Regions from separate parts of the Homo sapiens genome. Here region 2 is linked to region 1. The links are chromatin contacts, found by Hi-C or POLR2A ChIA-PET in ENCODE. All regions are on one chromosome and are shown on one strand. Each heading gives the region's core, a stretch centred on a gene start or an enhancer-like site at or near the end of the contact. The rest is flanking DNA. Distances are from core to core; before and after follow the strand shown. Region 1 has its middle 20 kb from the start of LINC02344. Region 2 has its middle 190 kb from the start of LINC02344.

Evidence for each region. Hi-C counts contacts between places; a loop is a spot of excess contacts on that map. ChIA-PET counts read pairs that join two places held with the same protein, here RNA polymerase II (POLR2A). Pooled maps may share reads with other maps.
Region 2: a loop to region 1 is called in a map of chondrocyte, with 2.1 times the contacts of the local background. The contact joins two enhancer-like sites. A Hi-C loop is called at or near these places in 8 of 168 maps with a recorded cell type or tissue (IMR-90, PC-3, Right ventricle myocardium superior and 3 more), 1 of 37 single-sample maps with no recorded cell type and 3 of 50 pooled maps. POLR2A ChIA-PET finds 5 or more read pairs at or near these places in 2 of 52 experiments (GM12878 and activated CD8-positive, alpha-beta T cell).

The regions. Positions count from the first base shown.
Region 1 is chr13:33,353,562-33,357,214 of GRCh38, forward strand. It overlaps a transcript of STARD13 not described here. Among named protein-coding and RNA genes, the nearest start is that of LINC02344, 20 kb to the left of the region's middle. Within about 2 kb of position 2,095, at least 2 of the 41 ENCODE cell types and tissues checked have a DNase peak (open chromatin) inside an H3K27ac peak, as active enhancers do.
Region 2 is chr13:33,522,578-33,526,230 of GRCh38, forward strand. It overlaps a transcript of STARD13 not described here. Among named protein-coding and RNA genes, the nearest start is that of LINC02344, 190 kb to the left of the region's middle. Within about 2 kb of position 1,713, at least 3 of the 41 ENCODE cell types and tissues checked have a DNase peak (open chromatin) inside an H3K27ac peak, as active enhancers do.

The DNA of each region.
Region 1 (3,653 bases), core at 845-3,344:
CATTTGATTCTGCATATGTTTCTGCCTCTCAGTAGTACCTCCCTAGACGATTGCATTGTGGATTAAATGAAATAATCCATTTGGCACATAGAAAAGACTTAACCTATGCTTCCAACAACAATACTATTATAATTACATTACTGTCCTAGCCCAAATCTATCCTGAGCCCTTTCAAGAAGCCTTCCCTGACACCCAACCAAAATAGCTCCTTCTCACGGCATCCAGTTTAGTTTTCCTTATAGCGCTTCCACTTCCAGACATTGTGTTTGTTTGTTTGTGGTTGGTCTCCCAGGCAGACTGTGAGCTCCATAAGAGCTGAGGCCCTGTCCGTCTTACTTGCTTGTGCATCCTCAGTGCCTAAAACAGTCCCAGACAGTTATGATCAGTAAATACTTGCAGAGTAAATGAATGATTCTACTCTAGGGCCATGTATTGTTTCCCTTCCGGATGGGTATCTCCAAAACTTTCCTTCCAAACCTGCTCTTTCATCTCTATTTCCTATGTGAGCCACCTGGTGCTACCACCCATCTAGTGACTGAGAGAGAAATCTAGAAGACATCTGAAACACCTCCATACATCCTATGCTGCTTCAATCTTCCCCCACTTCTCTATCTCCTGAGTAACTGATTTAGTTCAGGTTTTCTCTTTCCCTTCCCTGAATTTCAGCATAAAAAGAGTCCCATTTGAAAGCTCTTGGTCTCACTGCACTCTACGTCTTTATACATTAGCTGTTCTTGAATGCCCTTACCCTAATTTTTTTGTTCTTCACTCATCCTTCGAGATTCAACTCAGATGTACTCAGATGTCACCTCCTCCTTAATCCTTCTACAAATCCCAGTGGCTGGATGGATTCCTCTTCCATTGTGTTTCTTCCATGCTTTGGGGATACTGCCGGAGGAGCACTTATCAAAGAGCCAGAGTTCAGTGTCCTTACCTGTTTCTTCTCAGCTGTCCCTGCAGTCCTGAGTTCCTCCAGGTAGGACTAGCACAGAACTTTTATTTCTCAACCTCTTGTACCTTTTTCAGTGAACAGCACATAGTAGGAGTAGGATCATTTACTGACTGAATGACTATTCCTATAGTTTTAAATGACTGGTTACCACTAGGATCTGCTCCTTAGTCTAAGTGTAAATTTTAAGGATGCTTATGGTGATATTGCTTCATTCTCATTAATTATCACTCTTTTCTTATATAATATTTATTAATTTTAAATATACATACTGATAATTATAGTTTTTTAAACACAAAAATTGTAATAGAAACATTAAAAGTACCTGTAATATTACCAAAAAGAGAGCTGATAACATTTGAAAATTTTCCTTTTTATTTTTTTCCTTGCATATTAAAAAAACTTGGAAGAATTTTTATACCAAGTTTTTCATTTTTTTTCACTAAGCAGTAGATTGTGAGCATTTTTCCAATGTATTTTCTTTTAAAATGTAGTTTTTAATGAATATCTAAAATTCTGTGGGATAAACACACTATAATTTATTTTAAAGCTTTCACAATTTTGAATATTTTTCTCCAAATTTCTAAAATTACAAATAATCCTGCGATAAATAACTTTGACAAATGAAAAGATATATATTTTTTTCTCCTTCTCTTACTGCTATGTAATAAGACCCATCACCATTGCCTCTCACAACCACAGGCAATAAGCAGGACTTGCCACCCACCACCTACACATCTGAATGCCAACAACTCTGCAATTCCATTACATTTTTATCCCTTCCACTTCCCTCCCATGTTCAACTCTGATTCTGTGCCATCACCCCGTATGGAAGAGTGGAGAAGCACATTCCACGGTCTGCTTGCTGCGGTATTTTTTTGTTGGAACCCTTTGCTTGAGAATAGAGCCCAATTTCTAACTGTACCAGGCCAGGAATCCTTTGCCAAGAACCCATAGTCATGGTGCATTATTTCATGTTGCTTGCAGCTTTGCTGTGGGGAAATGCCTTCCTTGAGGAGACCCATTTTCCTTTGCTGCAGGGTAGAAGGGTGAAGAGCTCTCGCAACTCTCTCCCTGCAGCATGTTCCTTTCCCAGGAGAGATGGGATGTAGCAACTCTTCCTTTGGTGTATCCTTCGCTCCATTTCAGGGACATGCTGTTGGAGATTGTGAAATGCAATCTCATGTTACTTATTTCCTCATTTTAAAAGTGTTGCTGAAAGTTCTGGAGAAGCTGACTTTTCAAGCTGGGTCCTTGGATCACAGTCACCAATCTGTGCCTGCCCTGATTGGTCTATCTGTGTGTCCCATTGCCATGCTCTGAATCTGCCAGTCTTTGAATGCTAACAATTTTGATTGCTTTTCGGGTTTTGTTCTGTTAATTAAAAAAGCATCAGGCTCCACACTTTCTTGGAAGCAAAATTTAGTGTTAGCTGTAAGCTCTGCATTGCCAATTAATAACTTTGGCTGTGTTTCATATTTTCCTGATGTAGACTGGTAAATGCTTTGAATCTTCAGGCTCAATGTCATATCATGGTCATCAACTTTACAAATATCACAATTCCTTTCTATATTTTCATGTACACTTTGGGGGGACCATGATTACCATATGGGAGACGTTGGGTAAGTGTCTTACAAATTTCTGATGGCATTCACAGGCCATTGGATTGAAGACGTTTCCAGTGATTGAAATCATCTTGACATCACTTGTGCTATCCTTCAGACTGTCTGTTTTATAAAGGTTGAGTAAGTAATTTAGCTTACCACACAACCTCGCATTAGCATATCGATTTAGGTAATTTGTTATGACTGTCTTAGTATACATAGAGTAGTTTGAGACCTCAAACATACACTGTGAAGCATTCTTCCATTGCTACTGAGCTTCTTAAGGTCAATGAACACATCATCTGAAGAGCAGTGAAAGCCCCAGTCCCCAGCTCCCATAGGCAGTACAGGGAAGTGGCTGATGGCATAGACAGAGGAGGTAGCCAACTAGGTTCATACCATGGCTCCGCACCTACTAGCTGTGTAATCTCCATAAGTTACCCATTTTCTGAGTTCCTCAGCCTCAGCATCTATAAAATGGGGATTATAATAATGCTTCCCTCATAGGATTTTTGGCAAGGATCAAATGCAATAATACATGCAAAATATTTAGAATGATGCCTGGCATATAATGAGCATGCATTACATTTTAATTGCTATTGTTGTTGTTGCTACTATTTTGCCTAAACCATTTCTGCAATTCTCATGAGATTCCAGTCCAGCCAAATTCTGAATAGCCTCATGCTAAACAGCAAGAAGTCACTCATGAGAATTATAAACTAGCACTGGATGTGGGAGGTACGAGAATAGGATTCACATCTTAGCTCTGGGAATGATAAGGTGTAGGAGAGATAGAAGCTATTTAATATCCCTAAACATAGACTTCCTTATCTGTCAAATGCAGCAAAGAACTCTTTGTTCTACCTACCCTGCTCATACTTAAACTATATGTGAGAGTGTTTTATAATTCAAAGTGTCATCAAAATGAAAGGTATTGTAAATAATAGGAAAGTTTAGGGAAAATCTGCATATGGAGCAAGTACATTTCCTACTTGCATGCATAAAAAGATATTTATTCAACAAAGATCTGTATTCCTAGAGTGACACAGGTTTCTCCTGGTGGCCCTAGTTGTGCTCCAACTGCTGACATAAATCAAGGC
Region 2 (3,653 bases), core at 463-2,962, 170 kb after region 1:
TTTTACTGTCTTCTTAATTTTGTCTTTTTCATGTATTAACAGTTGAAGTCATACAGTATGTAGCCTTTTCAGATTGCCTTATTTCCCTTGGTAATATGCATTACCTTTTTATAAAGGCATTACAAAAGCTCTCTTGTGTATTGGTAGTGACAGACAGCATGGAGACCCAGACTTGAGTACTGGTTTTGCCCCCTTGGGCAAGTCACCTACCTTTGCTAGGCCTTGGTCTTCTCATTTGTAAATTCAGCATAACATGAATAGCTACCCTGGTAACTTTGCCATGTTGTGAAGGTCAGGTTTTTTCTCTAGAAAATTAAGGTAGTAATGCCTTGCAGGGCTGTTGTAAGGATGAAATAGGCAATGTGTGTGAGAGCTTAGCATTGTGCGTGGAACATATTCCATGTTCAATCATGGCAGTTAACAATGTTATTTTATTATCACGTGTGCTGAATATTTTCCATTTGACTATCTGAAACTACTCTCTGCTTTTTTCCACCTTGTTCTGTGGGGCACAGTTTCTAAAGAATGGATCAACTTAGCTCCTTTCCTCCTGACTTCTCCATGGATTCAGCCAGCAGGAAGTCCCAGGAGGAGGTTAGAAGATGGGAGGAGGAAGAAATTGGGTATTTATTCCCTGAGCCTCTTCTTTGTCAGGCAGAAGTTTGGTTGTGGCTGTATTTCTCTGTGAAGGTCAAAGATCTTGCTGAGCCACCAACACTTTAGAATTGTTGATTTACCTTAACCCTGCCCATATCTTGCTGAGTAATTTCTTAAATTATCCCTTTCTAGGTAATTTTTAAAGTTTCTCTTGTTTACTGTCAGAAGGACACATGATGTTTGCCTTTCATATTTATTTGTAAAATTATTATTACCTTTTTACATTGTAAAGCAGACAAGGCATCATAAAATCAAGAACTATAAGCAACTGTATACAACCTTGCAAATTATTACTTAAAATCCTTCTATATCTAACACTGGTCAGGACTTATGAAGGCCTACTTTCAGATTCAATTTTTAAAAAGTGAAAAAAATTTAAAAGATTCAAAAAAGTTATAAATATAATGAAAAGTTGTAAAACGTCTATAGAAAAGGTTGGTCAATTTTTTCCTCATTAAAAATATACCCCAAAATGCAACAACAACAACAAAACTCTGTATATTATTTTGAGCTTGGTAGAACAAAGGCAATTTTCGAAACAAAGTGGATTGAATATTAGTAGCTGATGTTTTCTAGATGTGATTCCCACTCTTATGCCTCTTTTCTGGATCTCCGAACAGTGGGAGACAGACTAACCCGACAGGGAGACTTTTAAACATAGTTCAAGGAGATTTGCATTTGCAGCATAAGTTTTTACTAAAAATGAAGAGATGAATTGAAGTATGTACAATCCACTGCCATGGTTACAATGGACTAACCGTTTTACCTTCAGCAAGAGCATTTTTTTCTAATTTTATAAATATTAACAACTATATATGTTCTCATTACAAATTTTCTCATGTTGTAATGAAACACTAGTTAATGCTAATGTTAAGTTTGAAAAAACAAACAAGAAAAATAGATAATTTGTGAACACAGTGCTGTTTTTACCTTGGTGAATTACACCGTATGAACAGGGCAGGACACTCACACCAGGGGCATATGTAAGAAAACTAAAACTTACTTTAGTTTTTGGTTGAGTTCCAGTTGACATTTGGCTTGGCACACCATCAAGATTCTGGATGTTTGCAGTTTTAGTTCTACAAATTCCTTTCTTCTGATGATTTTTCTTAGGATTACTCTCCAGGTTTATAGAATCCTGTAAAAAAATTTTTTAAAGAGGTTTTTTTCATATATAAAGGACTATCCTTAGGCAATAGTTCAAGTTAATTAAAGACTGTTACATCAATAAAAATTTTTTTAAACTACAATCATTTTGAAAATTGACATAAAATGTAAGAATATTCTTAAATATTAATAATTTTTCCAAAGACATTTTTGGTTAGTGAGATCAGCCCCAGTAAAGCCTAAGGACTTGATAATGTAAGTTTATAAACTAAAAGTGATTGTAAACTCTCAAGATAAATTATAGAACTATATTGGCATTTTTTAAAACTTTAAAAACAAAACCAGAGGTATTTTATGTATTTATTATAATCTTTTATTTTTTAATTGACAAATTAAAATTGTATATATTTATGGTGTACGATATGATGTTTTAAAACATGTATACATTTTAAAATGGTTAAATCAAGCTAATTAACATATGCATGACCTCAAATACTTATTTTTGTGTGTGCGGTGGGACCACTTAAAATCTACTCTCGGCAATTTTCAAGTATGCAGTATATTAGTATTGATTGTAGTCACCAGGTTGTGCAGTACATCTCCTGAATTTATTCCTCCTGCCTAACCAAAATTTTGTATTCTTTGATCACCAAAAGTGTTTTATTTTAGTTTAGTTTTATTTCATGATTATTTTCTTAGAGACAGGGTCTCGCTCTGTCACCCAGGCTGGAGTGCGGTGGCATGATCATAGCTCACTGAAGCCTTAAACTCCCAGGCTAAAGCAATCCTCCTGCTTCAGCCTCCCCAGTAGCTGGTATTAAAGGCACTTGCCATTATACCTGGCTACATTTTTTTAGTTTTTGTAGAGACAGGGTCTCGCTACGTTGACCAGGCTGGTCTTGAACTCCTGGGCTCAAGTGATCCTCCTGCTTTGGCCTCCCAAAGCACTGAAATTATAGGAGTGAGTCACCCTGCCTGCCTCCAAATGTGTTTTTAAAACTGAAGTAATATTGAAAAACTGAAATAATAAAACGATGTTCATATAGAGCCACAATGGTCTTTTAAGCCTTATGATTTCAGACCATATGTGGTAATAGTGGAGAACAATTTATAAGATTATATTTCTGAAGGTTAACTATGCAAATAAAATTATTTAAAAATATTAATATATTAGTATAAAGAGAATCCTAAAATTTCTAAATACAATAAAAGTTCTTTTCAAGAAAGTTGGATGAATTTTTATCAAATTGAAGTAATAAGTTTGTCTTTACTAATTCCTCCCATTGCTTGGAAGTCTTCCACATCTCTCTATGTCCAAGTTATCTAGAAGCCTCTACTGCAATGTTCTGTCTTGGCATATTCCGTCTGGAGAAAGTATCAGATCTGCGGAAGCAGGAAAGGCTGGAGATGTAAATCTGTTATTTAACTAATTTTACTCATAGATTATCAGAGGTTGTTTTTGGTGGGAGGGGGAATGTAGAATAAACCTACTTGTACATGAATCTAGCACTGCCAAATACTAGCTACCTAACAGTGGACCTAAGTTCCTCAAATCTTAATTCGCCTGTAAAACAATACTTTTTGACATTTATTCAACACTTCCTTGTGCCTGGCAGATTTGGCATCTGCCAGAATGTGAGTACACAGGAGCATGCCAAGTCTGATGAGAATTTTTAAATGTGCTGCTTAAAAATTATATTTCTCTTGCTTACGATGTTGCTTATGATGACAATAACATGGTGATGATTATAGTAGCTAATATTTTCTGATAGTTACTGCTGTGTACTTTTTTTTTTTACAGGCGTGAGCCACTGTGGCCGGCAATAATTGTCACAATTATTAAACCATCCTTATGCTTGTGAGAGCAACTGTGCTTGGCTGTGACATGC